Regions from separate parts of the Homo sapiens genome. Here region 1 is linked to region 2. A link is a loop called in an ENCODE intact Hi-C map of the cell type or tissue named here. Cell type or tissue: endothelial cell of umbilical vein. All regions are shown on one strand. Each heading gives the region's core, and the rest is flanking DNA. Links, peaks and the distances in the headings are about the cores only.

Region 1 (6,401 bases), core at 2,625-5,124, 180 kb after region 2:
CTGATGATTGGGTTCCATCCCCAAATATTCTTATTTACCTAATATAAAATGTGACTGGACATCAAGAATTTTTAAAGTTTTCCAACCTGGCAGCACTTTTTTCTACTTTTCAAAAGACTTAAAAGTTAATTCACTAATCCATGCATTCGTTCATTCATTTATCCTTCAACGCAACAAATGTCTATTAAATGCTTATTATGGACAATACACTGGCGATACCAAGGTGAACAAAAGATACCATATTTGCTGGAGATGACAGACAATAAATAGGATAAATAAGTAATATATACAGTATGCTAGATAATGATAGGTGCCAAGAAGAAAAAAAAATTAACAGAAAAGAAGGATTTGAAATATGAAGAACTAGAGAAGCCTTGGTGAGAATGGGACATTGGAAAAAGGACTGGAAGAAAGTGAAGGAGCTGGTCTTGGGATTGGTGAAGGAAACTGTACTCTGGGCAGAGGGAAGAGCAAGTGCAAAGGCCTTGAAATGGGACTGTCTCTGGTGTGTTTGAGAAGCAGTGGGGCAGAGTGCATAGCGGGAAGAGCCGCCGCAAAGAGCTGGATCACTGAAGGCGTTCTAGGCCATTAAAATAATTTTAGCTAGTGTTGAAAGATGTTTGAGAAGTGACAGAATCTGGCCTACAGTTTAGTGGGTTTATTTTGGCTTTTGTGTTTCAAATATACTGAAGGGAGTGAGACCAGTTAACAGACTATTGCAGAAACCAGGCAAGGGATAACTGTGGTTCAGACAAAGGAACGGCCCAGTTGACTTTGGTGTTGAGAAGACTCTAAATTTGGGATATATTTGTACTTACTTTATCCATTTGGATGTTTATAGGTAACTTACTACATGCTGTCTAAAGATGGCAGACAGAAAGTTTCCACTGTCCGGTCCCATTCTTGCTTCCAGTTGGTGCTTGCATGCCAAGGAGAAATGGCCTCATTCCATTGTTTACAGTCACCAGAAATTCACCCCTAAATTGATGTCTCACTTTGCAAAGGCTTCTTCTTCTTCTTTCTTAAACATATAATTTTCCATTGGATTTTATTTTAATTCGTAGTGCACCTTTTAAATAATTTTTAGCCTTGACCACTTCTCTCCAAACAAAGCACTAATACATTTTAGCTTTTCCGTTTTACAGAATATGAATCTGTAATCAAGTTTTATCCCAAGCAGGTAGCAAAATGTTTGGGGCCAAATGTATTAGCTATACTTGAAAAGTGTTCAGATAATATTCAGAAAGATCAGATGAATAGCTAGAGAAATGACAGAAGTGTAGCCTCCCCTTTGTTTGGAAATTTGGATATTGTATTTTATAGGAAGCTTTATAAGGTCACTACCTTGACTACCAAGATGCTGGATTTGTTAAAAATCAATTTAGTCACACACTTATCTCTTTAGTCTTTCTTTGCCTTGCTTTGGAGATAAATAGTTTCAAAATCCCTGAAAACTGTGTTTTTTTTTGTTTGTTTGTTTTTACAATAATGGAATCAAGTCCATGCTTTACATATCCGTTTCCAAATTTATCATTACCAAACTGATCCATTTCTCCTCCTTTCTAGTGTTAAAGATTTCGATGAACTTTCAGAAACAAGACATTCATATTAGCTTCTTAGTAGAAAACAAAAATGTCCTCCATTAAGAATTGATTACTAATAGCAGAAGATTTTAAACTATCTCTGTTGGTAGATGAAGTGATTCTTGCATAGATAGAGAGAGCCATTTGTCACCACAGCTGGCTAAGTCCCCCTCCTTCCTTCACTTAGTCTGTATTAGTTTGCTAGAGCTGCCATAACAAAATATCAGAGTCTGAGTAGCTTTAACAACAGGAATCCACTTTCTCACACTTCTGGAGGTTGGAAACCCAAGATCAAGGTGCTGGCAGGGTGGGTTTCACAGAGAGCTTTCAAGGAAGGATCTGTTCTGGGCCTTTCTTTTTGACATGTAGATGGCTGCCCTTTTATTGCCTCTTCATCTGTGTCTGTGTGCTCCTGATGTCTCTCTCTGTGTGTCCAAACATCATCTTATAAGGACACCAGTAGGAACGGATTAGGTCCTACCCTAATGGTCACATTTTTTACTTGATTTTCTCTTTAAAGGCTTTATATCCAAATACAGTCATGGTCTGAGGTACAAGGTGTTAGGGCTTCAAACATACGAATTTGTGGGAGTCAATTCAGCTCATAACATAGTCCATGAGCTTGTACTAATTGGAAGTGAGGATTAGGTTTTTAGTTGTTTCCTTCCTTCCAATTACTCTAGATCTTTCTCCACTTCCAGTTGACCAATCCCTTCATGCTGCCAGCCCCACATTTGACTTGACTGCCTTTACCTACACTCTCCAGTCTTTGTTATTCTTTCCTTCCTCACATCCAAATGTAACTCTGCCACAACCCACTAGACCTCTATTAGGAATCATTTGAAAACTAAAAAGTAAAACATCTATTTGACCCCCTTGACCCATGCTTTCTGGCTGCATATTAAAAATAATAGCAAAAATCATGATTACTTTTGCACCAACCTAATATTAAAATCATCTGGGGTGTTTTATAAAAATACCTATGTCTGGGCCCTAATACCAGATCTTCTGGTTTGGTTGGTGGAGTGAGGCCCGTGTTCCTGATGATCTGACCACTCTCATACATTTCTGTCTGTGCTTCTCTTAGCCTAAAATGCTCTGTGCTTTTTTTCCAACTCATGAATTCTTATCTATTCGAATTTATAGGTGGACTGTCACTTCCTCAAGAAAGCCTCCATCAGTTACCCCAGGGTAGTGTATTAGGGTCAGTCTAGCAGAGCAGTAGGTAACGTGAACTAAAGGCATAGAGACCTGAGTGTGAATGTCTTACTTTGATCTTTCTTAACCAGGGGACTTTGAACATTTTCTTAAGCCTGTTGAGCCTCATTGTGGTAATCATGAAAAGGGAAAGTCTTAAAGCATGTCACATAGGGTTGATGTGAGAATTAAGAAAATTACCATATGTATGCTTCCTAGCTGGTAGTACATGTCCATTTAATAATCTCTCCTTCTGGTGGCGGGCACCTGTAATCCCAGCTACTTGGGAGGCTGAGGCAGGAGAATGGCGTGAACCCGGGAGGCGGAGCTTGCAGTGAGCCGAGACAGCGCCACTGCACTCCAGCCTGGGCGACAGCGAGACTCCGTCTCAAAAAAAAAAAGAAAAAAAGTCTCTCCCTCCTTTCTATTTTCGTTGTGCTTGTTCCACATTTCTCTGTTTGTTGTTGTTGTTGTTGTTGTTTAAACTCACAGTTTTTCAGTATGTGCTCCCAACTAGATTCACCATCAAGAACAGAGGATCAGGGGATGTAGCTGACTCATATTTGCATCCCTGGGATTTTTGTTGAGGATTCAAGAGGGATTGAACTCGGTCTACCTGACTTTCAGATTCCGTGTGCTTTTTATAACACTTTGGCCACCACTGAAAACATTGATAGTATAGAACATAGTAGTGATTTCTCAATATATGTATAATGAGTGTGAAATGACTAATGGATAATATTAGTCATCTGCAGAAGTAGTCTACTCCAGAAGATAGTTTGTAAATGCGTCACTGATAAAGATCTGGGTAACACCCACAACAAAACAAAGTAACCATTCCTAGAATCAAAATAATCACACATTGTAATGTAATCTGCCTTAAAGACAAAAAGTATTAGCAAAAGGGTGTTGCTTTGCAGACAGCCTAGAAATAGGTGGGAGAGTAGAAATTTGCCACTGTGTCTGCAAATCATGCAAAACAGCTGAAGCAAAAATCCCTTTTGGCTGGACAGACTTCTCTTAGGTGAGATGTGTACCTAAGGCTAGGAGAAGAACTTCATGTCTCTAGTCTTAATACCACTTAATTGACTTTACTTTGACCACCACATGAATCAAGCAAACTTCCAGCAATGATCTGGTGTCCTGTGTAGGGTTTCTTTCAGGGGAAACAATTTTTTGATCAGTCAACATGAATATGCATTTTTCTTGGCAGATGAATTTCCCACAGCAAATCAATGCTCGCTTGGTTAGTATTGCCATTTTTGATATCTTATCAGTTTGGTTTATGAATTAGTCACCTTGAAGTTGTATATTTCTGCAAGCTTAAAAATAAAGTTCCCATACTTGTTGAGGTGAGGGCGTGACCCTGGACATAGAGACGTGATACTTGACCAATGTATTGTCTTCCTAAAAGGATTGAGCTAAGTTGCTAACTGGCTTCACTTCCAGGTACATTTTCTCTACAAAAGGAAAATGAATACAATTAAATAACTAAGTTTCTTTATTATATTTTTTATAGTTTTAACAGCTTAAACTCCTGGAGTAAGAGTCAAGTCAAATTTACCTTGTATCAAAATCTACATAGTGATATGGCATTCGTCTCAGTATTTGGTTAAAAAGAGCAAATTGGAATTTTCTGGGGTTTTTTTTCCCCTGAATACTTTACGTGGTTACAGTTATGCTACTGCTATTTTTAATTAAATAAGAGTGGCTGGGCATGGTGGCTCACACCTGTAATCCCAATGCTTTGGGAGGCTGAAGTGGGAGGATTGCTTGACAGGAGTTCAAGACCAGCCTGGGCAACATAGTGAGACTTTGTCTCTACAAAAAATAAAAAAAATAAAAGTTAGCTGAGCATGGTGGTGCACATGTGTAGTCCCAGCTACTCAAGAAGCTGAAGCAGGAGATTGCTGGAGCCTAGGAGTTCAAGGTTACAGTGAGCTATGATCACATCACCGCACTCCAGTCTTGGCAACCCTGGAGCAAGAGACCCTGTCTCAATAAATAAATAAATAAATAAATAATAAAAGTAATAAAATATTAAATATGTACATTTTGTAATACTTATGATTATAGTTTCTTTATATTGTAAGTTATTACATAGCAATCATCTTTTATCTTTTGTTTGATTTGTATGTTAGGACATCTAAAAATTTCAAATTACTTTAAGATTATGACTATCTCACTGTATTTAATTATCAATTATGAAAAAGTCATTACCAATAAAACAAATGTTTATAACTTTAAAAATACAGTTCCTTCAAAGATAAATGTTCTACAATTATTGAACATTACATTATAGGTCAAGGAGTGATTATAAACTGAGTTTCTTTTTACCACTACTCTTATATTTCAACTCTGCTATTAACCCCCTCAGGAGATTGAAGTATTCATCTAACCAAATCCCAGTTTTCTAAAAGGTAAATAAATGTAATTGACAATAAAAATAGTTATAGGACACTAACATCTCTTCCAAACTTCCTAACATGAACTTACTGTTTTATTTTCCCACCCATTCTTCCTCTATTTGGGATGACATACCATATATTTGCCCCCACATAAACATGTCTGTTCTTACTAAGAAAAAAAGTGTTTAAATTCCTAAGACCAGCAGCAGTGGGTGCTTCCTGGGATGGGAATGTTTATAAGCTTTATGATATTAACTGCAGCACTCAACCTCAGGTGGCATAAAGCATGCAAAAAAGAACTTTCTGTCAGTTTTATTATTTCTAAAAAGGTTCCCCTTGAAACAGAAGAGTGACCTTGCTCTGCTGAGCTGACATATGCCACTGGATTAATGGTCGAGCTCTGCTGGAGGGAAGCTCACGGAAACATTACAACTCCAGAAGCTGGGCTGGCGGTGACCATTAATCAGGGGGCCCAAAATCATGCATCAGACACACTCATTTAAAAGTAGTAAAAATGACTCAAAAAAAAACTTTTTGAGAATTAGCTTATTGTTTGTCATTACTTGTGTTCAAGGAGATCACAGAATGACTAAAATATCCCTTGGGCAGACCTTTAGAAAGGTTACTGTGTACCCAGAGGCCAAGTGAATGCAGAGGACTTTTAAGACTAATGGAAGTAAAAGGGAGTTTTTGTTCCAGATAATTTGATAGGAAATTTGGTTAAAAGGATTTTGTTTTCCCAACTTAATTTTTACATCTTTATTTAACCATAATTTCAAAGTAATGAGTACTATAAATGTTTGCCTCTTGGTGATAATTTTATTTTATTTTAAAATCTGGAGTGACTGGAATTTACTAGTGTAAAGATGAGATGGGTAAACTGTTAGGAAATATTTCAGGAAACTAAAGTTTTGTTAGCATACTCAATTATCACGTATGTTTAAAAGTTTTGGGGCTTAAAAGTACTGCACATTCTTCCATCATGTTAGATAATAAAAAATTTTTGAGATTTCCTCTCTCTGATTATTGAAAAGAAAAAAAAAAGCTTACATCTAAGATCCTGAAAGAAATTGCTCAATTTAACTTAGCTAATAATGTTACTCTTGGGTTTTCTTTTTTAACTCCTTTGATGATAAAATTGAATAGACATAATTTCTCTTTTATACTTTTAATAGTTTGTCTTTTAGATTAATGACACTATACAAAATACATA
Region 2 (6,401 bases), core at 1,622-4,121:
GAAAAACATTTATTAAGCATGGCTAGACTATAAAGCGCTGAGAAACAGTAGAAATAATTACATGATTTTTTTTTCTTGCGCTAGACTCCTGGCTTTCTGTGCATCCATGCTTACAAGATAACATCTCTAGAACTAGAGTTGGCCAAATAAAAGAGGAGAAAGAAATTAAACAACAAAAGTGTTACTAGAAGTCAAGGGGGAAAAGATGACCATTTTATAACTGGTGCTTAGTCAATTGGATATTTATCTAAATATAGGTCTCTACACATGTCACTCATTACACATAAAAAAATTCTAGATGAAATGCTGACTTGTGTAAAAGGCAAAACAATAAGTCTTTTAGAAGAAGTATAGAAGAATATATTAAAGATCCTTGATTAAGCAAATATTTCTTAAAGAAAGACCAGAATCAATAACTACAAAAGAAAAATAATGATAACTGTTACCATTTTAATAATATCTGTTCACCGAAGAAGACCATTTGGAAAACAAAAGTCAACCTACAGACTGGGAAAAATATTTGCAAATCAATAAGTAAAAGGCAGAAAATCCAAATGTAAAAATGAGCATCCAGAAAAGAAGATCTCGAAATGATTAGTAAACATATGATACAGTGTCCAACTTTGTCAGTCATTAGAGAAATGCAAACGAAAAATCATAATTTGATACTACTACATGCCCATAAGAATGGCTAAAATGATAAACAGACAATGAAATATCAGTGAGCAAATAGAGCAACTAACTGTCATATATTGCTAGTGGGGTGTCTATCAGTGCAACTATGTTGGGGAATATTTGACAGTAGTAATTAAAGCCGAACATTTGTATATCGTATGACCTGACAGTTTTAATCCTAGTCAGATATTCAAGAAAAATGTGTGCATATATCCACCAAAAGATATCTACAAAAATATTCATAGCAGGATTACTAATAATAGCCTCAATCTGGAAACCACCAAATGTCTCTCCATTGTAGAACTAATAAATACATTATGGTATAATCACATAATGGAATTGTATACAGCAAAAAGGATGAGCAAACTAGAACTACAGTCTCAATATGGTTGTACTGTATAAAAATGGAATCAAATGAAAGAAGCCAGACACAAAGAAGCACGTACTATACAATTACATTATGTAATATCTAGAAACAGACAAAAGTTACCAATTGCATTAGAAGTCTGGGTAGTGGTTATCCTTTGAGGGAAAAAATGACTGAAAGAGAGGATAACAGTGTAGGTCCTGGAATGCTGATAATGTTCCATTTCTTAATCTGAGTGTTGGTTACATGAGTGTGTCACACTTAATTGAGCTTACATTTGTTTTGTATTATTTTGTGTACATAAGTGATTGTTTAGTAAGATCATTATATTCTAAACTATAATCAAATTTTATTTAAAGATAAAATAAACACAAGTACATTTTAGACAGAATGTATAATCAATTTTACCTGTTTATGAAGTCTCTGTTTCCAAGGTGACAGCAAAAGAAGGGACAATAATCAAGAGATAGGAATTGGTGGCAGATGCTCCTTGGTCTCTAAACCACTACTGTAGAATGAAGTGATCAATAGCTTAGGAATTATATTTCATGCTTCTTCTTTACCTTGAATGGCTTCAAATAAAATCTGCTTTGTCTGATATTAGTATAGCCACTCCAGCTTTCTTCTAGTTACTGTTTACATGGTATGCCCTTTTATTTTCAACCTATTTGTGTCTTTGAATCTAAAGAGTGTCTTTGTAGACAGCAGATAGGTGGATCTCTTTTTTTGGTCCATCTCCCAATCTCTAACTTTTTATTGCACTATTTATTCCATTTACCTTTAATGTAATTACTAATATGGTAGGATTTATGTCTGATGTTTTGGTAGTGGTTTTCTATGTCTTCTTGCTCCTTTATGCCTATATTACTGCATTCTTTTGTGTTAAGTAGATATTTTCTAGTGTACCATTTTAATTCTCCTGTCATTTATTTCATTATTTTTTTGATTCACTTTCTTAGTGATTTCCTGAAGATTACAAAGAACACTTAATTTACAATAATCTAGTTAAGAATAGTGTCATCTTGAGGGGAAGTGAAAAAGATTAGTGTCTTTTTAATTTCAATAGTATAAAAAACTGCTCTTATTTGGCTCTGTTCCCTCACTTTCCTTTCTGGGATTATCATGAAGTTATATCTTTATACATTATAAACCCATCAACTGAGTTTTATAATTATTGCTTTGCATAGTTATCTTTTAAATTAAATAGGAGAAGAAAAAATTTAAACATACCAAATACATACTCTCTTTGATATTTACCTATATAGTTACCTTAACCAGGGCTTTTTATTGCTTCATGTGAATTCACATTACTATCTAGTGTCCTTTTATTTCAGCCTGAGGGACTCTCTTTAGTATTTCTTGTGGAATAGTAATAAATTATCTCAGGTTTTGTTTATCTGGGATAGTCTTAATTTCTTACTTATATTTGAAAAGTAGGTTTGCTGGATACAGACTTCTTGACTGACACTCTTTTACTTTCAGAAGTTTGAATATGTCATCCCAGTGCCTTCCGGCCTCCATGGTTTCTGAATAATTTAGCTGTTAATCTTAATGCATATCTCTTGTACATAATAAGTTATTTCTGAATGCTCATCTTTCAACAGTTATTATGATCTACATAAGTGTGGTTATGTAACATTGCCAACAAAACTTGTGTTGACCACTAATTTTACTATGGAACACCAAAAGAATTACAGCTCTTTTCATTAAGGTCAAGGGTAGCTTTACATTCCTTTGGGCTTAAGTACATAAATATGTCTGTGTCTTTCCTCAGTGACATATAAATAGTATCTGTCTGATCTGACCACAGCTGTTGCCCCAGGATATATGTCAGTTCCTTTGATTTTTACCTACCATCTGGGTTATTTTCCTCATAGTATTCAGACTGTTTCTAATCTCTCCTCTTGGTGGAGATTCAATGATTTGTCCTGCAAAGTTTTCTTTGCCATTCTTCTAAGAAGAATCAAATGTCCTTATGCAAATAAAACTTATGGCATCATGCTCAGCATTATGGAAGTAAGCCAGTGACTTTCTTTCTCTCGTTGACTGCTTTTGCCTCAAGTTCTTTCTTGCATTGATAATGAAGGTGATAAGTTCAAGAGCTAGAGAACTTTTTGAAGTGATTGAGATTACTATGCATTAATACAACATAATTATGTTGCCAAAGAGATTAGAATGTATCACAGTAGTAAAGAGACATGAACTGGGTAGAAGGATGGGAACAACTGTTTTTGGTCTTTATTGACTGGCTTTCCTTTCCTCTCTTCTTGCCAACAGCAGACTTCAGTGTGGCCATATTCTGGTAAACTGTCTTTGGAAATAACAGTGCTAAATGATGCATCCAACTTTAAAATTAACTCTACCCTTCGGAAGAAGAGGGATTGTAATAAGTGGTGTGGAACTTTGAGTATACCTGAGTCTCACAAATGAAAAGATAAACAAGTTTGGATGAATTTGTTCTGACATTCTGATCCTAGGCATTGGTTTATAGAGCACATAGTTCTGTAGTGGTCTTTTGTCACTTTCCTTAGGGAGGCTGGATATGTTCAGAGGACTAGTATTTCCTGCCTTTCAGGGAATACTAGTACAAGAGAGAACAAAAAACAACCGGCAACTGAATGAGAATGTGAGTCATGGGACTCTCCTCCATTTGACTCTTGTATTTGTTTTGTCTTATTTTAACTGCATTAGTGGTCATTTCCAATTGGCCACATTATTGATAAACTTAATAAAACTATGAAAGTAAGAAGTACCAAGCTGTGGTACCATATTAACAGAGAAGAATACATTAGATTTTGTGCATTTTTGTTAGATTCAGGATTCTTTCAGAGAGAGATCCAATTACTAAGGGAGAAGCCTAGAATGGTTAAGCACAAATAGTTGATCTCTGAATTGGAAAACTTGTATGTATGTTTTTATAATCCTTTATTCTAGTAGATTATCTAATATTGCTGCTTGAACTTCCCTACCTTCCTGTAGTTAGCAAAATACTCTGTTACCAAAACTGTTATCTTTAAACAGACCTTGGTTTGTAAACTTGATGTGCAAACCAGAGAGTGTTCGAATACTCTCTTAACTGGCTAGAATGGTTGCCCATAATTGCAATCAGTCATTATAAAATCTCTAGATTTTCCATTTATGATTTTGGCATTAATCTCTTTATTAAGATTAAGGTGTCATTTAAAAATACAGTCAAGGGCCAGGCAAAGTGGCTCACGCCTGTAATCCCAGCACTTTGGGAGGCAGAGGCAGGAGGATCACGAGGTCAGGAGATCAAGACTATCCTGGCTAACACGGTGAAACCCCGTCTCTACTAAAAAATACAAAAAATTAGCCAGGCGTGGTGGTGGGCACCTGTAGTCCCAGCTACTCGGGAGGCTGAGGCAGTAGAATGGCGTGAACCTGGGAGGCGGAGCTTGCAGTGAGACCAGATCAGCCTGGGTGACAGAGAGAGACTCCGTTTCAAAAAAAAAAAAAAAAAAGCAAAAACAAACAAACAAAAAATAGTCAAGAAGGAACATCCAAATTATATTCTAGTACTTCTTCAGATAAATATTATTGTTCATCACATTTATAAAGATGTGAATAAATTGAAGAGAACATTGGCGAGAACAATGAAAATGATTAAAGGGATGAAAACGGATCTTACTTGTAAAGATGAAAGGAATAGGGTTTATTTAGTTTAGAGATAAGAAACCCAAGGGAAGTCTTGATCACTACTTTAAAATTTATTAAAGGCTGTTTAAGAGGAACACACCTAACAGGTATTCTTTCTGTCCATAAAGGACAGAATGAGAAAACAGATCTAACACTTTATTATTATTATTTGACTTGCTGATTAACCACTTAGCAAGATATTAATGGAATTTATTTTCACTACCTACATCACTCCCTGGCAGTAATTTAGACTCTTAGAGTTGTACATTAAGTTTTTCAGGGCCCAGGGGCACCATATAGTACTCTTGAGCAATAGTGTTGTGTACTAAAGAGTACAGGATGACCTAAAGCTGGCTCACTGATCACTGAGTTATAGATCAAAAAACGACTCTAAGAGATCATCTGGCCTAAGCTCCTGAGGGGAATAATAACATCATAGGAAACAGGGGTTTTATTCGCTTCATGAAGCTCTCTAGTGATGAGCATTCTATACCCTTTCTCATCAATGAGAAGGAAACACGCATATACACCAATGCACTCACACATACACTCATTACATACATTTCCTGAACACTTGAAAGCAGTTTGTTAGACGCTGAGGGTTAGAGTGTGAGAAGTGGAGAGTGTTGAGTCAAAGAAGAATCCGTTGATTCTTTTTTAAAAAAGAGACACATTAATAAAGAGTTAAGGTAGAAGAAATGATTTGCGAAGCTCATAAGTCTAACTTTTAGTTCTTTCCACATTATACAAATTTATGTAAATGATTTAAGAAACTTTGATTTATAATTAGGTACAAATCAGTGTTACATGCTGTGCTCACATATCTCCTTGAACTGGTCAAAAGAACAGGTCAAAGTTCAAACAGCAAAAATAACTAGTGTTATCATGATTAGTAGTAGAGCTTTAAGGACACTGGTAGACCCTCCTTCTGAAGAGAGTTGAGTCACTGGATTTCATTTTATAACTAATTAATATCTGTGTTTTTCAATAAGATAAATGTTATAATAATTTATAGTGCAAGAGGGAAATGAGCTCTGGTAAATTTTGATAGCTTCAATCATAAATCCATTTTTTAAAATTTAAAATACTATTAAGAATCTCTTGCATTATGACTTGAAAATCACTGTTCTGTACCATCATTATTTCTTCTCCTATTTATGAATGAATGTAGGTGGTATCTATAATTCCCACTTTCTGCTTTGGGACTTATGCCTCCAAGCTGATATGCCATCTCAGTATGTCACAGAACTAGTTCCTACTTTGCTGCACTCAATTTCTTTCTGACAGCCTAGAAATTTGATTTTATAATGAGGTATAAATCATAGAAAAGGGTTGTCTATAAAATATTTCAGTAGAAATAAGAGCAGGAGTATAAGGGTTTGTATCAATGGTGCTGTAGGTTAAAAAAAGAACATCACAATTAAGGACACCATTGAAGATGAAGGAGTCTTCAGCCTACATGTGTATTTTGTATCGGTATTGCATATACAGTGAAGGCAAAAATTAACCATGGTTTAATGTATATTTCGATCAACTTTTCCTATGATGGTAGTCAAGTGGGCTGCCTAACTGACAGAAGCATGACATAATCCATGTGATAATATTTGACATCCTTCTGTGACTTCCCACAAGGCAAGGAGAAGGTGACTGGGAAATATTCTCCCTTCCCACTCAGTCACAATTGAACTTAATGATAGAGTGA

The links. A loop is a pair of places that touch in the nucleus more often than their neighbours do. Peaks named below come from ENCODE experiments on the same cell type or tissue, not always from the same donor. Only the 100,000 strongest peaks of a DNase experiment are listed, where the experiment ranks them.
Region 1: it touches region 2 in a loop (14-fold over the local background); 2 of 110 quality-filtered maps call a loop at or near these places.

Annotation. Positions count from the first base shown.
Region 1 is chr21:14,531,305-14,537,705 of GRCh38, reverse strand. The region is part of intron 1 of SAMSN1 (SAM domain, SH3 domain and nuclear localization signals 1); the gene reads left to right. All of the region lies in intron 1 of LOC124905053 (a long non-coding RNA gene), which reads right to left. Among named protein-coding and RNA genes, the nearest start is that of SAMSN1, 12 kb to the left of the region's middle. RefSeq lists enhancers at 3,942-4,041, 2,916-4,115. In endothelial cell of umbilical vein, for the core only: no CTCF peak of the experiment used is centred there; a DNase peak (open chromatin) is centred at 3,585; H3K27ac peaks cover 2,152 bases.
Region 2 is chr21:14,708,721-14,715,121 of GRCh38, reverse strand. No RefSeq gene overlaps it. Among named protein-coding and RNA genes, the nearest start is that of SAMSN1-AS1, 130 kb to the right of the region's middle. In endothelial cell of umbilical vein, for the core only: no CTCF peak of the experiment used is centred there; DNase peaks (open chromatin) are centred at 2,711 and 3,641; H3K27ac peaks cover 2,500 bases.